Regions from separate parts of the Homo sapiens genome. Here region 1 is linked to region 2. A link is a loop called in an ENCODE intact Hi-C map of the cell type or tissue named here. Cell type or tissue: endothelial cell of umbilical vein. All regions are shown on one strand. Links, peaks and the distances in the headings refer to the core of each region. The heading gives the core; the rest is flanking DNA. Region 1 holds the start of LINC02813 (long intergenic non-protein coding RNA 2813). Region 2 overlaps CNIH3 (cornichon family AMPA receptor auxiliary protein 3).

What was found. Peaks named below come from ENCODE experiments on the same cell type or tissue, not always from the same donor. Only the 100,000 strongest peaks of a DNase experiment are listed, where the experiment ranks them.
Region 1: it touches region 2 in a loop (2.5-fold over the local background); 3 of 110 quality-filtered maps call a loop at or near these places.

The regions. Positions count from the first base shown.
Region 1 is chr1:224,758,244-224,769,134 of GRCh38, reverse strand. It overlaps LINC02813 (long intergenic non-protein coding RNA 2813), which reads right to left and starts at 3,945. Exons shown (of 3, transcript XR_001738495.2): 1 at 1,982-3,945. LOC124904523 (a long non-coding RNA gene) reads left to right here and starts at 6,167. Exons shown (of 2, transcript XR_007066898.1): 1 at 6,167-6,294; 2 at 6,375-9,789. In endothelial cell of umbilical vein, for the core only: no CTCF peak of the experiment used is centred there; no DNase peak of the experiment used is centred there.
Region 2 is chr1:224,703,043-224,713,933 of GRCh38, reverse strand. The region is part of intron 3 of CNIH3 (cornichon family AMPA receptor auxiliary protein 3); the gene reads right to left. Among named protein-coding and RNA genes, the nearest start is that of CNIH3-AS1, 22 kb to the left of the region's middle. In endothelial cell of umbilical vein, for the core only: no CTCF peak of the experiment used is centred there; no DNase peak of the experiment used is centred there.

The DNA.
Region 1 (10,891 bases), core at 1,942-9,941, 55 kb before region 2:
CCAGAGGAGAAAAGAAGTCAATTTGGAGCAACTCAGGGAGGATCCAAAGTGGTGCTGGAACCGTAGCCATAGTTCACCTTTGCAGGCCACTGGGCATGGCCACGTTTAACCATCAGAAAGCTGAAGGGCCAGGGTCCATATACAATACTATAGGACAGTGGTTCTCAAAGAGAGTTCCTTAGGTCCAACAGCATCACCACAACCCTGGAACTTGTTAGAAATGCAGATCCTCAGGCCCGCCCTAAACCTACTAAATATCAACGTCTAAGGGTGAGCCCAGCCTCTGCAATAAGGAACTGCAGTCATGTAAACTCTATAAGTCAGCATTTCCCTACTTCAGCTGTATAAAAAACCATCTGGGCAGATTAACAGATACCCATGCTCGCAACCTACCCTACATCAATCAAATCAAAATCTTTGAGGAGTGGAGCTGTGGGGGCATTTGGCTTTTTTTTTTTTTTTTTTTTTTTTTGCTCTCTGGGTGATTCTAATGGTGGAAACCACTAGCTCTAAACATCTTCCTAAGGAGAAATCCCTTTATAATTTAAGGTATTACTAGGGCATCATTGTTACCCATGCTGGACACAGTGGAAAGACCGTATGTTCCAAATTTATCAGCCCTTTTCTTCAGGTTTCATGTAGCTTTAAATGAGACAGCTTATTGGAAGGACTTTTAACAACATTGTCTGATTGTAGTCAGCAAGGTTTTCTCTTCGCCCTGCTGAACGGATTATTCTTCGAGTGTCAAAAAGTAGAAACTATAATCCTTTGAAGTGACTAAGGACAAGCTTTCCAGAAACCTGGGATCAACACAACCCAAATGAAGGCAACTGTGTGTGTCGTCTCTGGATAGCTGGTAAAGAACAAGTGCTTCTTCAACTGAGATGAAAATTAATTCAGAGGTCAATACAGGTTCATTGTGTTCATTGTGATGGAAGATCCACTCACTAATTTCATTTGGGGATTAAATCTTTATTGTCTACTCTGCATTTCCATCTGTTTTCACAGTTTCTTTGCTTCTGTAGTGAATTTCAATCAGCAGAGGAAAGGACATTGTTATGCCCTCTCTGTTTCTTCATTTTTCTCTCTTGCATCCTTGTTCAATTCCTCCTGCTCTTCCCCTCCTCCTTCCCCCAGCCCCACTGGGTCTGAAATGCCCTATTTGATGTGAATTACACATCCTTGAGACTGGGACTTGCTTGTATTAAGACCACTTGCAGCTACCTCCAGCCATAATTGCAATTATAATTGGATGCAATTATTTGCTAAGTGTGCTTACAAATTTACCAGAGAGGCTAGATTAATTGTGGTTCATAATACCGTAAAGCCTCCCATCATGTTAAGATGCCACTTAATTCCTTCATTCTTCTAAGCTAATTAATCCACAGGCAACATGCACTTAATAGTCTCTGAATAATTACCAAGCTGGTCCAGTCTTTGCTAAGGTCAGCCCAAGCGGGCAGTCTTGTGGGGTCCTTCAGGCCTACAGTGCATGTAGAGCTGCCTTCTCTAGTGTCTTCTTCTCACTGCCTCATTGTCAGCAGGTGAACCAAGCCCCTCTCCTCAAAATAACGTTTCTGGAAGTTTCTCTATTCTTTTTTTAATGATAAGAGACATGGTAGCAGAAATAACTTCTGCTCCTGCAAAATCACCCTTTTAATTCCTAAACTCAACTTCTCCATCAGCTGCAGGGGTGATGGAAGGAGGGGCTGGAGGCAGGGAACTGTCATGCAGGTTGCATTAAATCCCATTCTGTGTGCAATTAGACAGCCTTGTACAGATTTCTGGAAAGGCCACCTGCCCCTTCCTTGCACAGCCTGCTTTAGCTCTGCAGATTACTCTGCTTCTGCAGCTCTCCTCCCACCAGCACCCTCTTGCCTCCCCCAGCCTTGCACTTCACAGCCGTTGCCAGCCAGCATCCCCGCACTGTAACAAAAGCATGCATTTTGGTTCACAAAACAGCTTTCCATCTCATTTTTACCTGGGAACAAGTCAGTGACTTGATATCATAGGAGGTGTCTTCTCCATTTTACGAATAGCAGAAATGAGGCTCTGGGAGTTGTAGTGACTTGCCCCAGGCAGAACCCAGACTCAAGCTTCCTGACTGCACACATGCAGGCACTTGGCGGACCACTCAGCCTCTTGGGGCACTTGAAAGTCTTCTGGATAAACCTCCTGAGATCTGGTGCACCCTGACCCACCAGCCCCATTGTTGAAAATTCCAGATTAGAGATCTTTCATTTGGTTGGGGCGTTGGGTCTGAGTTAAAATGCACTGCCCTTGGAAGAGGTGGCACGTTAGGCTTCCATTGGATACTGAGAACATATTGATTAGCCTCCATGCTCAGAATGCCCCTCACAAAGTGGAGACGGGGGGCTTAGGAAAAGAAGTCAGTTTTCTTGAGGATCAGGAAAGGAAAGGTGGAGTGGGGCAGGAAACCCCAGAACTGGGGCATTGAGAACACCATGGCATCTGGGATGGGTGAGTGACATGAAAGTGATCAGAGAAGGAGAGGAAGGCAACATCAACTCCAGACCTCATTAACTACCTATTCCATAGACTGTACAGGCGCCACCTGACTTGAAATTCCCTCTCTGCTTAGGTCTAAAAGGCCAGGGACACAACCCGCTGCCAAAGAGGGGCAGGTGAGACAATCAAGCAGGAGCCCCCAGTTTGTCTTGCCCTCAGATCCTGCCTCTGCTTTTGCACAACACTGACTGCACGGTGGGGAAGCTGACACCTTTCCCCATGCATTGACCTAACACAGCCAAAACCTTCCATCTGTGTGGTCAAGGCGAGGAGTGAAGTCACAAGCAATCTCATTGTCATTAAGCTCATGCAGAAGAACTTGGAATCCCAGAAGATTAGAATCCAGTCTTAGTGTCTACATCCTACTATGTCTTATTCCCCCTATTCAAGCATTAACTTGCTTGGAGAAAAGACTGTTTCTCTTTTCATCCTTTTCTTACCACCTCCCTACCCAGCACAGATTCCCCTCAAAGCTAACAAAGTCTGCCTTATGTGCTTAGAAAATAAAACTTAAAAAAAAGCTTAGTTAAATATATGAAAGAAATGAACACATTGAAGCTGTCTTCCCTAACTCTACACTTTGGTAGTGTCTTATGGAGAGTGGGAACAGAGTCTTAGTCCTCTCTGCATCGTAAGTACTGGCTCGATGCCTGACGCGCAATACATGCTTGTTGAACATCCACTGGATGCTGCTGCTCCATTGTCCCTTCTTTGGTCTTCATGGTTTCTCAGGCTGTCTGTGGATGTTTCTTGCTCTTCTGGGGCTAAGGCTCATGCTTTCCACAATGAGGAGGCTGACACCCCCGTGCTACTGTGCACCTGCTTACTGCCAGCATGATCTCATGTGTCTCTGCTTCTTCTTCTTCCCATATCACATCTGTTCTTCCAGCTCCCCACGTCTAACCTTCTTCCCTTAGACATATTCTCCAAGTAGCTCCTCCTTGTCCTTCTCCCACTTGCTGTATCCCCTTCACCAGCCCAGCTCGCCTACTAACTCCTTCGCTGACCACTCAGGTCCCACTAAAGTGGTGGCTCCATTTTCTAAATTCTCAGTGTGTTTCCAGTCTGAGCCACATGGTTTAGCCCTCTGCCAACGGTGTGCTGCATTATCTTTGGTGATCTGTGCTCCATAAGCAAGTTGAGCCTGCCTATCCTCACACTGTGCTCCTCCAACCCATCTGCCCCTCCTTCCAGCAGTGGAAACAGAAAAGATGCCCAATTATTGGGTAGCAATTATTCATTTTCATGCCCTGGGCTTACACATGAGAAGAAAGTATAGTATCATGAAGTATTTCTCAAAGGATGGAAGTCATGTCACTTAAATCATATTCTCCTGGCAGAGGGATAAAGAGGAACCTGTTAAAAATTCAGATTCCTGGAGAAATAGGAACGCTTTTACACTGTTGGTGGGAATGTAAATTAGGCCAACCGTTGTGGAAGGCAGTGTGGTGATTCCTCAAAGACCTAGAACCAGAAATACCATTTGACCCAGCAATCCCATTACTGGGTATATACCCAAAGGAATATAAATCATTCTATTATAAAGATGCATGCATTCATATGTTCATTGCAGCACTGTTCATGATAGCAAAGACATGGAATCAACCCAAATGCCCACCAATGATAGACTGGATAATGAAAATGTGGTACATATACACCATGGAATACTATGCATCCATAAAAAGGAACAAGATCATGTCCTTTGCAGGGACATGAATGAAGCTGGAAGCCATTATCCTCAGCAAACTAACGCAGGAACAGAAAACCAAACACTGCATGATCTCACTTATAAGTGGGAGCTGAACAATGAGAACACATGGACACAGGGAGGGAAACAACACACACTGGGGCCTGTCATGGGGGGTGCAGGGAAAGGGAGAGCATCAAGATAAATAACTAATTCATGCAGGGCTTAATACCTAGGTGATGGGGTTGATAGGTGCAACAAACTACCATGGCACATGTTTACCTATGTAACAAACCTGCACGTCCTGCACATGTATTCCAGAACTTAACATTAAATTAAATTGAATTTTTTTAAAAAATTCAGATTTCTGGGCCTTGCCTCAAGCCCATCAGAATCTTTGAAGGTGGGTCCAGGATCTGAGTTATCACAAACTACCCCAGATGATTCCTAAGCAAACCGGCAAAAGAGCTACTAAATTAGTGGTTCGGAGCCTGGGTCAACCATTGTTGATCCAGGCCTGGGGGCCTGACTGGGGGCTTGACTGGGTTAGACTCTCAGCCAATTTATTTACTTCCCTGTACTTTACTTAATCATCAATAAACTGGAGGCAAAAATAGCCCCCACCTCAAAGGACTGTTGTGAAGATAAGAAAAACACTGAGCAGGAAGCTTGGCAAAGAGTAAGTGCTCAATAAACAACACTTTGGAGCTTTTGAAGAAAGAAAATTCTTCACAATTCTTGCTGTTTCCTTCCAAGTGGAGGGAGCCCCATTAGCACAACACTGTCAGCATCTCTCTACCACTGCACTCACTCTGCCACAGGGAAAGTCGTGTGATACCTCATCGATTAACTTGGGAAGAGCAAATTGGAAATGCTTGGCTCAGTTGCTCCCTTTTCCTCTTAAGAATAAAGCTGTCAGATGGCACAGTGGCTCATGCCTGTAATCCCAGCACTTTGAGAGGCCAAGGCAGGAGGATTACCTGAGGTCGGGAGATCGAGACCAGCTTGACCAACGTGGAGAAACCCCGTCTCTACTAAAAATACAAAATTAGCTGAGCATGGTGGCACATGCCTGTAATCCCAGCTACTGAGGAGGCTGAGGCAGGAGAATCGCTTGAACCCAGGAGGTGGAGGCTGCAGTGAGCTGAGATTGTGCCATTGCACTCCAGCCTGGGCAACAAGAGCAAAATTCCGTCTCAAAAAAAAAAAAAAAAGGAACTGTCCCCAAATAGTACACATCCTCCATTGTTCTTCCAGGAGCGAACTCTATCCTTGTATGAGAACGAAGTCAGGGGTAAGGGAGGAGGAGGAAGCTGATGTAACTCTGATCCACCCTGCTTCACTCTTCCCAGGCCCAGCTGGGCTATGATTGCGTGAGTTACCAAACCTAATTCCAGGATTCAGTAGTAGGAAACTATAGTGGCATGGCCCCATTTACTGTCACTGCTTGTAACCCACTGGGGACTTTGTGCTTCCTATCCCTTCTATTCTGGGCTTTTCAGGTTTAGAGGTCCAGGTTCCAGAGGGGGAACCTTCCTACCAAAGGATGTAGCACATGCTGCCAGGACACTTGGGGCCTGTGCCAAGGAACCTCACAAGAAGCGGAGTCACCATCTTGGCAGAGGAAATTGGCCCTGACCAGCAGGAGGAAAGACAGCTGCTGTGCCCAGTAGGGACAAAGAAATCTGGCACCCAGATGATCCACTGTGCACCTCCTGGCACTTCCTCTGACCAGTTTTGATGATCAATGGGCAAGTTCATCAACCAGAGCCTGAGGAAGGCATAATGTCCAGGGACTGGAGTCATTAGAGATGAGGGTCTAGGTCACACCAACCGGCAAGAAGTGTGACTCAACCAGCAGAGGTGTTTCCTGAGGATGAGAGAGACAATGAGTATCAGTTGTGATGGAAGCTGTAGTTTGTCCCACTAATCTTTATTTTACCCTGCCAGGGAACAAGGCTGTGGGAATGCTGGAGATGCTGCTTCCGGAAATGTATGAAATATAGGTCCATGCAGTGAATGCTGTCATGAGCCTCCAAGATCCATCTTGGGGACTGAAGGTCTTCTCTCCCTCCATGGTGAGTGCTGCTGGCTGACAGCCCTCAGCGAATAGCCCTCTCTGGGAATTGCCTTTGACCAAAGATTGCTGCCTCCCCAGGTCACACCTCCTTTTCAGAAGCAGCCTGAACCCAATGACCAGCCCATATAGAAGTATAAAGATTCAAGAGAACAATTGTACAACATGGTGACTTTCATTAATAACAATCTATTGGAGTCTTGAAAATCGCTAAGAGAGTAGATTTTAAGTGTTCTTACCACAAAAAATGGTAAGTACGTGAGGTAATGCATATGTTAAATAGCTCGATTTAGCCCCTCCACAATGTATACATATTTCAAAATATCATGTTGTACACAAGAAATGTATAAAATTTTTATTTGTGAATGAAAAAAGTAATAAATACAACTGTGAGTGCTGCAAATAAAGAAGACGGTATAACTAATTTAGGAGGGTGTCAGAGAGTCATCTTCCAAAGTAAAATATGAACAGATACTATTTCAAACTAAAATATTCACATATAGCAGTATTAGCATTTTTTTTAGTTAATAATTTTTTTAAAGCCAGAAGGATTGTAAGTCATTGCCTCATAGTAGCTGGCAATTGGTGCAGTGGTCATAGCCAGGATCTGTTGTTTGTAGTAACCCTAGGATAACAATTGAGAGTTTTTCATCATGGTAACTTCAGTAAAAATGAAGACTAGATTAAAACAACAACAAAAAAAGTATAAAGACCCAACATGCTCCACAGAATCGGTTGAGATCTTTGATAAGACTGCAGCACTGCTTGACTTTTCCCTCTGCCAATCCTGCTTCCATTCCTTCCCCTCCTATTGGTATAGATCCCAAAAGGACTCCTAATAAACCTCTGCAAGCCAACCTTCATCTTGGATTTTGTTTCCTACTCCCCTGCAACAGAAATTCATTTTGCTCCTGCAGTAAACTACATTCTCCAATCTAGCACTTATTTATACTAAGATGAGATTTGGCCTACAGCTTCCTTACTCTCTGCCTTATTTCTGATTCAGAATATGGACAGGGAATACGGGCACTATTTATCGGACTGCTTCAAAATCCCAATGGCCATTCTCATTAGGAAATCCAGGAAAGATCAGTGCATAGAGGCAGGCAGGGTACAATAGTGTCATTACCACCTGGGCCATCATTTAGGGTACAGGAGCCCTGCCAACGGGCTGAGATCCAGGGAAGCCAGGGATGGACATGACCATGGCAAGAGGGAATTTAATTTCAAGCTTTATTCTCCATAGAAGCAGCCTCACTGCAGAACACCTTTCAGCCAAGGATCAGACCAAGAGTCATTTGACAATAATAAGAGACCAGGTCTCTAAATGCACCTGATAACCTCACCATCCTGGCCAATCCCTAGCAGTGAGGTCCAGTGAGAAGAACACTGGGCTTTGTCCCAACAAGAGTGACCAATATTTGATTGCCAATTTCACTATCACTATCTGCATGACCCTGAGCAAGCTTAACCTAACTTCGCTGAGCCTACTTTCCTCATCTGTAAAATAGAATAAGAAGAACCTTGCAGAGTTGGTGGGAGGATTAAATAAGATAATGTATGTAAAGCTCCTAGCACACAGCCTGGCTTTTAGCAACTCACAGCATTAGTATTTTTCACATAAAGAGTTTTTAAGCTTCTCAACGTGATGCGTTATGACTGGTTGCTCCTAGCCAATTCATTTACCTCCCACTGTGCCATTTCTAAATAGGGAGACTATTTACACTTGGACAGAACAAGACGTAGGTTTTTGAGCAGCTATATAGGGCAGGGAGCCATCTAATGAGCATGGCTTATTTTTATCCACCACTTTTGCATCTTAGACATGGCTATTTGGATACAGGTCAGCCCTTCCAGTAAAATATTGTTCCTGCTCACCTGCAATGGGTGATTTATATAACTCCACTTGGCCTCAAAGGACAGAAAAGCAATCAACTCCAAGTGGAGAGAGGTGTTACGGCACAACTTAAGGCTGTATGAGAATGAAAGACCAGAAGGTCAGGACTGGGAATTGACAGAGATAGTGACATGGGCAGGACCAGGATCTTCACTGGGACAGTGCCACCCCAGAAATGAGGTCTTCTTGGTTCAGTTGCAATTTGCGAGTCACTGGCCAATACCCTAGAGTCCATTGCAGGAAAGCAATACCAGTGATTCAGGGAAATCTTTTACCCCAAGAGGGGGAAATACTGGAAGAAAATGTCAAAGAAATTAGATAAATCGATGCCCAAGGCTGCCATCAGGAAAAACCCACACCCCTGCCCAGCCCTTTGGTATCATATCCTTCAGGCTTCTGTTGGCAACAGAATCTTTGGCTGAAGGAGCCACTGTCTGACCGGTCTGTCCCCATATCCCTGGACTCCAGCTTTGGAAAAATGAGGAAATGGGCCTGGCCAAGGGGAGCAAGATAAGCAAGGGAGCATCCCAAGGAGCCCAGACTCCCAGCCCCCACTGAGCTGGCCACTTGCTCAGGCTGCAGGACCCTAGGATGTGACCTGACTGGCAGCCAGGAGCACAAGTCCACCAAGCCATCCAGGGAGTGACCCTGCCAGCTCCCACGTCTGTTTTCCTCCCAAGCACACTACCACCAAGCATATACCTGGACAAATCCAGGGGAATTTTGATTCTGTGTCCCCAACTTTCTTTCTCCTCATTCTTTTCCTGTCTTTCCACCTTCCACCATGACCCACGTGGTAGTAACACCGTTTCTGCAGAAACTGCTTTGAGGAAAAAAAAAGCCTGGAGCAGATTTATCCTCTGAAATTGTGTTCTCCTGGATGGCTTCCTGGTTAATGCTCATGGGATTACAAAATGGAAGGCTTTGTCTTGTGTCAATAGCATTCTAACATCAAGAGAGGATAAAGGAGGGGCTTAGGGGCTCCAGAGGGATCTGGTGACTCTGACTCTTCTGAAATTACAGCCCTGGCTGCCCACACAGGAGACTGAGCTCCTGCCCAGCAGCCATCACATGGTGAAACCATCCCTATAAACTTTATAAAGTTAATCATGGAAGAAGAGGGGGAGAGAAATGAAAATAAATCCAGCTTGCAGCACACTCAGCATTCATCATGAGGCCAGCCTGCTCTCTAGCCCACTTCCTCAGAGCTGTTTGATGCCTATTGCCTCAGAATCACATGGAGCCTAGATTAGAGTTCCCCATCACTGCTCTATAGATAACAACTTGAACATTATGAAATGTTAATTTTTCTATTTGAGATATTCTTTTAGGTCCTGCACACCATGTGACACTACTGACATCAGCTGGTCTGAAGGACCCCATGAGAAACTGACTTCACAAAGAATGCAGTTTCCACATCCTAATAATTTCATCCTCCTTACCCCAACCAATCCACAACCCCAGTTTTCCAGCCCCTTGCCCTCCACAATTATCTTGTAAACCTCAGCTCAAAAATCCTCCAGAAGATGAATGTGATGGTCTACTCCCATCTCCTTTCTTGGCTGCCTTGCAATCATTAAACTCTTTCTCTGCTGCAAACATTGCTGTCTCAGTGTATTGGTCTATTACTGCACAGGGAGCACATGAACCTGTTGGTCCTATAACAATGGGACTCTTAGACAAACATATAACAACAATAACATTGCCATCAATTGAGCACTTCTTGTGAAGCTAAGAGCTTCACGTACATTATTTGATTCATCACAATACCTCCAAAAAAGTTGGTATTATCATCTTCCTATAAGATCAGAAAACTGAGACTTGGAGAGGACAAGTAGCTCACCTAAGTCACATAGCTAATAACTGGCAGAGCCAAGATTCAGCCTCAGTTCCAGCTGACTTCAGAGCCCAAGCTCTTCACTACTCTTAACTCTGGGTAGCTACAGATGCTCCAAGATGGGCCAAGTGCATATTTCAGCTCAGGCCCCCTTCCTCCAGAATACTCTCCCTAATCCCAAGCCTTCTCACCCCTGAGCTGGTTTAGGAGGCCCTCCCATCTGCTCCCCTAGGGCCAGGACAAATCTTAGTCACAGCTGCATTGTTTCATTTGTTTATGTGCATGCTCCCCTCAGAGGAAACAAGTTCTTGTATGGTTTTTGGAAGCAGGGACTATGTCTTATTTGGCTTTACATCCTTGTCCCCTGTGTAGGATCTGACACATAGTCATGCCGAGTCTTAAAACTTTAGGCTTTCCCAGAGACTAGACTGTTTTAGACAATCCAGTTAAGTTTTATCACTGGCATGTAATCTGGGGTGCTTGGTTTGGCTCAAACCATTGAAAATTTTTCAAACTAAAGGCCTGCACCAGCCGAGTTCCTTCTCCTGCATCCTGTCTGGGAACTTGAAGTCGAAGCATGGAGGATGTAGCTGTGAGTTTCCTGAAGTGAGCACTCAGGTCCCAAATCACTCTCTCATCTCCTCTGACAGCCTAAGCTTGGTTCCTTTCAATTATATGCATGAAAAATAGCATTTAAACTAGTAAAGTCTCATCCCCAGTGTAATCTTAAATTGTTCAAAATCACAGTAATGATCCTTTAAATAGAATCATAGCTTTGCCTCTCTTTGTCACCACGTCCTTGCCTTTAAAAAGGAGAATCAACAGCCGGGCATGGTGGCTCATGCCTGTAATCCCAGCACTTTG
Region 2 (10,891 bases), core at 1,612-9,611:
CTGAGGTGGGAGGATCACTTGTGCCCAAAAGATGAGGCTGCAGTGAGCTGTGATTATGCCACTGCATTCCAGCCTAAGTGGCAGAATGAGACCTTGTCTCAAAAAATAAAAATTTAAATTTAAATTTTAAAAAAGTTGCACTGAAACCAGAGGAGCAAAACTCAGTGAGGCTAAAGTATTAACACTAAAATAAACAGATTTCATCTTGGTAGAAAAGAGCTTATGCTTTTCTCTTTTCTTCCAATAAACTGGGCTATATGTATATAAGCTGCTTGGTAATAATAGTGGCTAATGTTTATTCAGCCCCAACCACTGTGGTGTTTTATTACATTATCATATGTATTCCTTGCAACAACCTATGAAGTAGGTGCTTTTATAATCCCTACTTTACAGGTAGGAAAGTGAAGCTCAGAGAACTCAGAGTAACTTTCCTGAAGTCATATTGCCTTTTAGTGACTCAAACAGGACTGCAGCCCTGACCTCTGGTACCAGCAGCACATGTGGACTTACAGAAATAAACCCCTGAACCTGCACACATCATGTGCACACTGAATCATCAAAGCAAGGTGAGAGCTGAGGTGTCAATAACAATACCTGGAACTGTGCAAAGACTTCGCCATGATAATCAAAATCACATACACATCTCAGCAGATAAATGTTTTTTCTCTGGTTGGCTTTTCAGTAAAACAAAGACACTTTCTGGAAGCTACAGGTGCATTGATTATGATTTCAATAAACTATTGGACTGCAACGGGTCTCCTGGGCAGTGTGTGTTTGATACCTGGTTGACCAGCTGCTGAAGATCCAGAGCTCAATAACAGTACAGTCAAGAAAGGAACATTCAACAACAAGGATGTTAAGCATGCTTGGCTTTTTTGAAAGGATTTTAGGAGATTGAGCTAATTAATTGAGATTATTTAATGTTAACCTTTTTGTCAGGGCACTACTGAAAAATGGTGTGGCAGCCAGAAAATCTGAGACATTTGGCAACTTAGGATAATGCTCTCTGGAGTTTTTAAGGTGGTTGCCAGAGCAACCTCAGGGACTAGATCCTGGAAGAGCTGAAACATTCTATTTTAAAAACACCCAGTTGATCATCAGAGAGCCAGAATGAAACAACCACATAATAAGGCAGATATTGGAAATTCTTAAAATGATGAGCGTCTTCCCAAACTGGAAATAATTGATGAGGAATATTTTAAACCCTGGAAGCAAAGAGATTTCAAAGTGAGTCCCCAGGGGTCTGATTATCACCTGCATCTTGCACAAAATATTGATACTAGACACTCTTCTTTCTGCTTGAATTTCCTCCTTTCAACTCCTGGCTACATTACAAGTTCCTGCTACCCTTCAAGTCTCACCTCTTCAAAGGAGTCTCTCATGCATGTATTCATTCATTCATTCATTGAATAAATACTTGTTGAGTAATTTATCCTATTGCTGAGAGCCAGATATCCTGCCAGGTGATCCAAATGCAATCCTGCTTTTAGGAAGAGTACAATCCAGAAGGAGAGATCAAAAAGATACATAAATACCCACAACACACAGCAGGACAAGACCTTCAGCTTGTAGGGTCCCAAGAGTCACTGGCTCCCAAAACCATTGCACATCAGAATCCCTTCGTAGATATTAATAAAAATGCAAATTCCCAAGTTCTACTTCAGAATTTCCAGAGGGTGGGGCCCAGGGATTTGTATTTTAAATGCTGTGCATATGCAACCAGGTTTGGGAACAACTGCTAAAGGTGAGAGAAGAACCTATTCCCAGCTGAAATGGTCATTAACAATGTCGTGAAAGTGAGTGGACTTTAGACAAGCCTTTATCATCCAGGGAAGATATGGCACCTGAATGGAGGGGAGGTTCCCGGCTGGCCCGGGCTTGAAGCTAGTGAGAACCAGGGCAATAGCCTGGGGAAAGGGCCTTTGGGGACAGCCATGAAGGTCAGGCTAAGGAGTTGGGACCTGATGCAGCAGGCAGTGAGGAACCATCAAAGGCCCCTAAGCATGAGAGTGGCATGCACAGCAGTGTTAGCAGAAATAATTATTGGAGTTGTGATAAATGGATTGGCAAAAGTTGGCAAGAGGCTTTAGAGAAGCCAACAAAACTTCCTGGTTCTTTTTTTTTTTTTTTTTTTTTTTTGAGACAGGGTCTGGCTCTGTCACCCAAGCTGGAGTGCAGTGGCATGATCAAGGCTCACTGCAGCCTTGATCTCCTGTGCTCAAGCAATCCTCCCACCTCAGCCTCCTGAGTAGGTGGGACTACAGGCGGGTACCACCATACCTGGCTAATTTTTGTATTTTTTGTAGAGGCAGGGTTTTGCCATGTTGCCCAGGCTGGTCTCAAACTCCTAGATGCAAGCAATCCACCCACCTCAGCCTCCCAAAGTGCTGAGATTACAGATGTGAGCCACTGCGCCCACCCTCTGGTTCTTAAAAGTAAAATGGTTAGAGCTAGGCACGGTGGCTCATGCCTATAATCCTAGCTACTCAGGAGGCTGAAGTGGGAGGATCACTTGAGCCCAGTAGCTCAAGACTGCAGTAAGCTACAATCACATGACTACACTCCAGCTTGGGCGACAGAACAAAAACCCTGTCTCCAAAAAAAAAAAAGAGAGAGAGAGAGAAAGATTAAAAACTTAAGTTGGTTGCAGTAGGAATGAAAAGGAAGAGATGAAGAAACATTATTTAAATATGTTAAATACCATTTTGTTTCAAAAAGGATAGTAGATGGCTCACAAATGTGTTATTAATTAATTATGACATATTCATCTCCATACAGGTATCTTTAGTAATACCTCGGATCGCGTTTAATTTATATGTGCGTTAAAACATTTTTCTCTGGGTTTGTTTCATTTTCTGCTTCAGAGGAGATGCAATTTTAAAGACACTCATCTATGGAGTGCCCCAAATGCACTAGGACTGCACAGGCTGTGTGGGGAACTCAAGGTTGAAAAAGATATATCCTTGGCCCTCAGGAAGACTACAGCCAGGTAAGCGAGATAAAACATGTACACAAGATATCATTATGCAGGAAGAAGATGCTTTTAAAAATCCAGTAAAATAGAGAGGGCAGAGATCATTTCTTTAGTGGAATAGAAAAGGCTTCATAGAAGAGACGACACTTGAGCTGAAATGTAAAGATAACATTTTAGCCAACAGAGAGGAACATTCCAAGTGATAAAGTGGTGTCAGTAATGGCATGAGGATCTCAAATCACAGGGCAGTAACTGTAACTTATGCATCTCTCTTCCCAGCACTTGGCACCCTCCTTGGCACATAGCAAATACTTGATAAATGCTGGCTGAGAAAATGGGTGTTTGAAAAAAAGCAGATTGCAATAAGGTTAAAAGATATGTTAGGGGAAGTCACAGAGTACCTTAGGAGCCATGCCAAGTCCTTTAGTGGTCACTTATTCTCCAAAACTGGGATCCAGAGATTTCTGGGTATGGAAATTATATATGATCAAGGTTTGCTTAGATCATTCCAACAATGTGAAGGGTGAATGGAGGAGGAGGCCTAAGGACTTGAACGAAGACCAAGAAAAACAAAAAGCAAACAAACTAGGAAGCCTCTGTAATAGTCCAGGCAAAGAAATGAGAGTCTGAGCTCTTTCAGCAGTGGCCTGGAGGAGGAGGGCTGTAATTCACGAAGCACTCGGGAAATAGAATCCACAGAAAGACAAGAGATGTGGTGTAAATCCCAAGTAACATGGAAGACAGTGTCTCAATTAACTAAAATGGGTGAACGAACATGCTGTAAAGCAATTCAGCAATACCCCTTATCGGTAGTCTCACTTTCTACTATTTAAATTACCTGTGATCAACCACATCTGAAAATAGGTAAGTACAGTACAATAAGACACTTTGAGAGAGACCGTATTCATATAACTTTTATCACAGTATGTTGTTATAATTTTTCTATTTTATTAGTTATTAATAATAAAGATAATTAATAAAGTTAATCTCTTACTATGCCTAATTTATAAGTAAAACTTTATCATAGATATGTATGGATAGGAAAAACATAGGATATACCGCAGCTTGGTACTATCTGCAACTTCAGGAATCTCCACCAGGGATCTCAGAACATATGCCCCATGGATAAGGGGGTACTACTGTAATGAGTAGATGGCAGGTTGAAGGAAGAGAGAACCCTGAACCCTTCTCTTCCTCTTTCTGTATTCCTGCTTCAACCCATAAAATAGGAATTTCCACCAACTTTTCCACATCTTGGGGAAGTATTAGGGAGGAAGCCTGTGGCCTGGCTTCTCTTGCTCCTGGACTTGCCTGCCCTTAAACTGCAGGCATCCTCTTTCTCTACTCCTGCAAGCATGTGGTAGGTTTATGTGGTCAGGTCCAGAGACTGCCTCCTTGGCAACACAAGCCTGAAGCCAGCCCACCCCTCTTCAATACTCTCTCTCTCCTACACTTGAAGGTGCTGGAGTCCTGCCATGCCCTTCCATGCAGCTGGCTGGATACCACATGGTTCTTCGGCTCTCATCTAGACTCTTATGTCTGTTCTCAATTGATTCAAAACTCAGAGAGGTGGGTAAGTGTGATACATAAGCACTCCTAACCCCAAGACTGAGTTTGAGGTACAATGAGTAAAACCAGGTAAAGATGCCCAAGATGGTTAGAAGCACATTCCTGGAATTCAAGAGAGAGAGAGAGAGCAGGAGAAGATGCATAGATTTGGAGCCGCTAGAAGATGAACGATGATAGATGCTTCAGCGTTGGAGGAGATGAGCCCTGGGGAGGGCCCACACTTAGGGGAGAGCCCACACTTACTCAGGAGCACAAGTGGCTCACACTCAAAACCATGTGGTGCTAGACAGACGCGCGTGGTGGTCACGGAAGTGATCTGAGGGCAGACACCCCATCTAAAGGGTTAATCAGCTACCCACTCCAGCTGATTGTTGTCCTGAAGAATACGAATCCACTATTTCCAGGTCCTGTGTTCTGTTTTGTTTTGTTTTTTTCAAAAGCAGCTTGAAACCCAGATTTTTGTGTGGGGTTTTCAGGTTCCTAAAATATTAAATGAGTCAAATGAAAACAAATTTGCAGGACATCTCTGATCCACAGGCTGCCAATAGCAACTCTTAGTACAGAGCAAGAGGAAAACAAGGGCAGAAGGCGCATGAACACCTGTATTTGGGGTGTGAGAAAGGAGGAGAGAAAAAGGAGAGACATGCGTGTGCACAAGACAGGAGGAAAACTAAGATGGTCTCATGCCAGGAAGCCAAAGAGGAGCAGGAGACTAGTCATGTCATACTACAGAGAGGTCAAAGGGGAACAGGACAAACAAGTCAGTCTATTAGATTTGGCAACTGGGACGTCATTGGTGACCTTCAATCAGCAGTTTCAATAGAAGGAGAGGCACATCTGCCGGACTGCAAGGGATTCTGAGATGCGTAGGAGTCAGGAAGCGCAGGCGGGGAGTGCAAGGGACTCTTTCCAGAATTGGGCAACATATGAAAAAAGAAATGTGTGGGTTGGTAGCATGAAGGGTTACTAAGGCCAATGCAACTTTTTAGAACAAGGAAGACGAAATGTGTTTTAAGACAGGGGAAAAAAGGAGCTGGATAACAATGAGAGAGAGAAGGTACTCAAAAGAGGGAGCTGATCTGGATATGCTCCAGAGTGAGTCAGAGGGGGACTGAATCATGAGGCAGCATTAAAATGGGGCCCTGAGAGGAGAGAGGCCCTGAGATGGGAGAGGAGGATTGGAGAGGTGAGGACAGGAAGTGGAGGGGGAAATAGGGAACTCAGCATCAACAACCTCCACTTACTCAAGAGCATCCATGGCTGAGAGAGAAGGGGTTGAGGGATGGCAGGATTGCTGGGGAACTTAAGGAAGGTAGGGAAAACCAGAGCTGCCCATGGAGGCAGCGTGACCAGAGACAGGGAGCAGGATGGGGTGAGTCAGAGGATAGTTGCATGGCAGGAGGACCCTGCAACAGTGAGATGGTGGGAATTCTAGTGGACAGAGAGGGTCTCAGCAGCACCAGGGACACACCCAGAGGAATGAAACTGATGAGGTGGGAAAGGTATGTCAATAACAACAAGATAACAATGAGGGCAGGATGTTCATTTATTTGGTGCCATCTAAAAAGGCCACACAAGGTGGATGCCCAGTAAGTGCTGAAAAGCGGGTACAGCCTGCCAGGTCTGAACTTGACAGCCGGGGTTCTCGGCCATGTTGCTCAAAATAATGTGCATACAAGGATCTTGTTAAAATGCAGATTATGATCCCACAGATCTGGGTGGGGCATGAGATTCTGCCTTTATAACAAGCTCCCAGGTGATGCCAAAGCTGCTGGTTCACTATGCTATTCAAGTCATGGACCACTTGAATAGCAATATTCTCGGACCGTCCCAGGACCCACATTGCTCATTGGCCAAGCCCACAGTGGAGTAGAGAGAGAAGAAAAGCTGCTTCTGTGAACTTTGTGGTTAACTCTCAATCATCCACACCAATTGAGGGTGGGGCGGGGTGGGGCGGGGGGTGTCTCTCCATGCTGTTTCAAAGCAGTACAGAATTCGTTATTTGAGGTTGAGGGTGGTTGAAGTGTGTTTTGGGCTTGTTGCTTTTCATCCAATAGATTTGCTCTCCTGATTACATTGTGCTTAAACTTTGATTAAAATGAACTTTTCTTTCCTGTGGTCAGAAAGGAAAGGCAGCAGTGGCTGACATTTGTAATCCCAGCACTTTGGGAGGCTGAGGTGGGCAGATCACTTGAGGTCAGGAGTTCGAGATCAGCCTGGACAACATGGTGAAACCCCATGTCTACTAAAAATACAAAAATTAGCCGGGTGTGGTGGCACACACCTGTGGTCCCAGCTACTCAGGAGGCTGAGATGGGAGGATTGCTTGAACTCACGAGGTAGAGGTTGCAGTGAGCAAAGATCACGCCACTGCACTCCAGACTGGGTGACAGAGCAAGACTCTGTCTCAAAAAAAAAAAAAAAAAAAAAAAGAAAGAAAGGAAAGGAGAGGCAGCCAATTAGAGGTTGGATTTTTAAAGTACATAATAATATGAAAAATTATCCACATGTGAATAATGAAAAGTCAATAGGATTGGGACATATGAAATCAATAAACAGTCTAATGAAATAAAGGTGAATGGTATCATAGGGAAAAAACCCTGGTTTCAGGGAAACAGGAGACAGGCTTAGTCCTGACTAACTCTACCACTTTGTGGCATTGAGGCAGGTCTCTCTCTCTGCACTTTTGTTTACCTTCGATGAAAGAGCGAGGCCAGAATTCACTAAGATCCTTTCTAGCTTTTCCATTAAAGAGACATACATGCAAACCTCCCAAATGCTGAAGGAGCTGAGACACCAAAGAAGGGGGCAGACAAATCCAGTTTGTTGGTACTGGGTCATTGATTCAGGGAATGTACAGACAAAAGTGTGGTCTTGGGCACCCACAAGACAGGTAGATCTCCGCACTGTTACTCCTCAGACCCAAGGCTTATAGACCACAGGGAGAGGGTACATGTGCTCTAGCAAGACAATCAAAGGCGACCCTCCGGAACAGGCGAGGATGCTATGTGCGTCATTGCCTGTAATTTGTCTGATGACATCAAGGTTGACATGTTCTTACTGTGGAGACAGTAAGTAAAGTGGGAATCAAGAGCCATTCCTGGGACTAAGGCTAATCAGAAGTGAACACGGCAGATCAGCATCCAAGATGAAGTCACTTTTGTCCCCACCCTAGCCCTAATATTCTATTATTGTAACCTGGAGAACTGTGACTGTAGAATTCTCAGAACTGAACACACCTCTTTTGCTTTCATTCACCAAACATTTACTGGACACCTACAATGTGCGGGCACTGGTGTTGGACTCATAACAGACTCAGTCCCTGTCCTCTGGCAGCTCCTGGTCTAGCTGCGGAAAGAAAAATGCAGTGCTGCCTAGTAAGTGCTAGAGTAGTCATCAGCCTGGGGTGCTAGGGGAGCCCCCAGAAGCACACAGACTCCAACTGAGGAAGGAAGCAAAAGGCTTCCCCGAAGTGACGATGTGAGCTGAGTCTTAAAGAATGGGTAGGTTCAGCTCAAAAAAAAAAAAAAAGAAAAAAAAGAAAAGAAAGAGAGAAAAGAAAAGAAAAAGAGAAAGAGAAAAAAAAGTGAAGGAAGAAGGAAGATGAAGGGCAAGTGAATGGTGCTTAATTCAGTGTGGCTGGAGCAGGGTACTATGGCAGCCTGGGAGAGACATCCCTCTCTGCAGAACATTCACAACAACCCCTCACTGCTGCTGCTACAGAGAGAACAGACACCACCATGTCCCCTCCCTTCACGGTCCTCTGTGAGGTTGCTCAAGCAATTCCTATCACAGGTTCAATACCTTGAACATCCAGCACAAAAATCACAGAATGGGAGCAGGGGATCCCAGGAGGGAGGGGAAAAGAAGAGGTGAAGGTGCTGAGCCACCAGAAAAGGTATTGATCAGAGTGGCTTGTGACTCTGCATAACTAAAACTAAACACCACTGTGGAAAGGGGCCAGGGCTGTGCATGGAAGGCACATGCGGCTCTTCCCAAGAATGAAGGGGGCTCCAGGCCAGCGCCCGGCTTCCTGTTCATTTGCCCACATATTTATATGGGGAAAGCAAAGCATGCAGCCTTTGATTGCAGTGCTTCCTAATCCTGCTGCTCATTAGAAATACATGGGGAACTTTTAAAAACTACCTGCATTCGGCACTCTTCAGAAGAGGTCAGTGTCATGAAAAAAGTGGAGAATGGTTCTAGATTAAAGGAAACTATGGGAAACACAACAACTAGATGCAATGTCTGATTTATTTTTATTTTTATTTTTTTGAGAGGGAGTCTCGCTCTTGTCCAGGCTGGAGTGCAGTGGTGTGATCTCGGCTCACTGCAACCTTCGTCTCCCAGGTTCAAGCAATTCTCCTGTCTTGGCCTCCTGAGTAGCTGGGACTACAGCCTACTGTAGTCTGCCACCATGCCCAGCTAATTTTTGTATTTTTTACTAGAGACGGGGTTTCATCACATTGGTCAGGCTGGTCTTGAACTCTTGACCTCAGGTGATCCACCCACCTCAGTCTCCCAAAGTGCTGGGATTACAGGCATGAGCCACTGTGCCTGGTGCAATGTGTGATTTTTGATTGGATCCTGAATTTAAAAAGCAACAACAACAACTATAAAGAATACTATAGGGAAACTAGGGGAAATGTGACTATGACTAGGTGACAATATTATAGCCATGTTCTTTGGTGTGACAATGGTATTGTGGTTATGTCGGAGGATGTATTTGGGGATGCAGATCCATGATGTATACAATTAAATGGTCCAGCAAAAAAAAAGTATGTGCTGTACATACACGGGGGATGGGGAAGAGCTGAGAAGGCAAATGTGGCAAACTGAATAAGCGGCGGATCTTGGTGAAGGCTACGTGGGTGTTCATTGTGCTGCTCTTCCAACATCCCCTTATATTTGACATTTTTCAAAATAAAATGTTAAATGAGACTCAGGGGATGGCTCCCTGCCTCTGGATCCCTGGGTTTTAAAAGCTCCCCAGGGGATTCGAATGTGCATAATCCTGCATCATATCATCTGCTGCTGACTTTAGCTTTTGCAGAGAGCCCCTGCTGGCTTTCAGAGCTGTTAGGACCCTGCAGGGCCACACTGCCCTGGAGAGAGCCTTCTCATTGTTCCCGTGCCTCTGCTTCTAGGAGAGAAGGGGCTGTGTCTCCACTCCTCTTTGATGACCTGAGACTCATGGAGGTCCTGCTCTGTAGGTGATGCAGCCTGCTCACACCAGGCAGGACACACACCGTCCTTCCACCTGCCACCCTGCACCTTACTACCTGCAGTGTGCACTGGTGTGGTCCATGCCCCTACCTCCTGAACAGTAGTTCATGTTCTCACTCCACCAAAGGCGCACCTCTGAGAGATGTATTACAGAATCCAATCCAATGAAACTCTGGCCTCATTCATCGCATGATTGGTGCACCGTTGCTCCCTTTGAGTTGGAATACGTCGTAGGCTGAGGTGGGAGGCCTGCAGAGCAGCAGCGACTCAGGTGTGCTGCAGGGAGAATATGCAGGTGCTCATCTTGTTCTGCCTAAATACCTGCTGCGGGCTGAATGAGCTGGCAGTGGGTGATGGGGCTAACAGAGTCAACAGAATCCTGCAGAACCAGGAAATGTTCACATGTATAAAAATACTAGGAATATTTTTGCCTCATGAAAAAAGATGAACTTCTATCTTTTAGGAAACAAATTGCTTTGGAAACTCTATTCTTAGCTCAAGAACTGGGTAGGGAGGCTTGAAAGAGGCAACCAGGCAGGTAAAGGCAGCAATGCTAATAGGAAAGCAGTAGCTCCCCATCAGCACAGCCAGGCTGATGAAACTCAGCGCCCTAACCATGATAACTAACACTGCAAAATGCTCCCTAGGGCACTGATTTTTCCAACTTAGCTGCACAGTGGAGTCACTTGGGGAGCTTTGTAAAATACTGATGCTGAGTCTCACCCCAGAGATTATGACTTAATTGGTTTGGGATGAATTCTGGGCATCAGGATTTTTAAAATTTCCCCCAGGTGATTCTAATGTGCGGCAAAGTTTGAGCCCCTCTGCTAAGCAGGCTTCATGTTCATTAACACATTCAAGCTGCCCATCGTGGCTCAGCTGGTCCGGTGGTCACGTCTACCTTGGCCAGCCCTCTGCCCTCATGAGTGCAGGCCCACGTGGGATGCACAGACACTAGGTCACTGGCTCCTCAAAATCTGGCCCCTCCAACAGGTAGAAAAAAGGTTTTGACCAGCCAGGACAGATGGACCTTGAGAGGTCAGAAGTGTTTCCTGCTCTGGAAAAAAACAGGGCAATGGTTTGCCTCTGCCTGCATACTGGAGCTATCTTGGCAGCATTTAT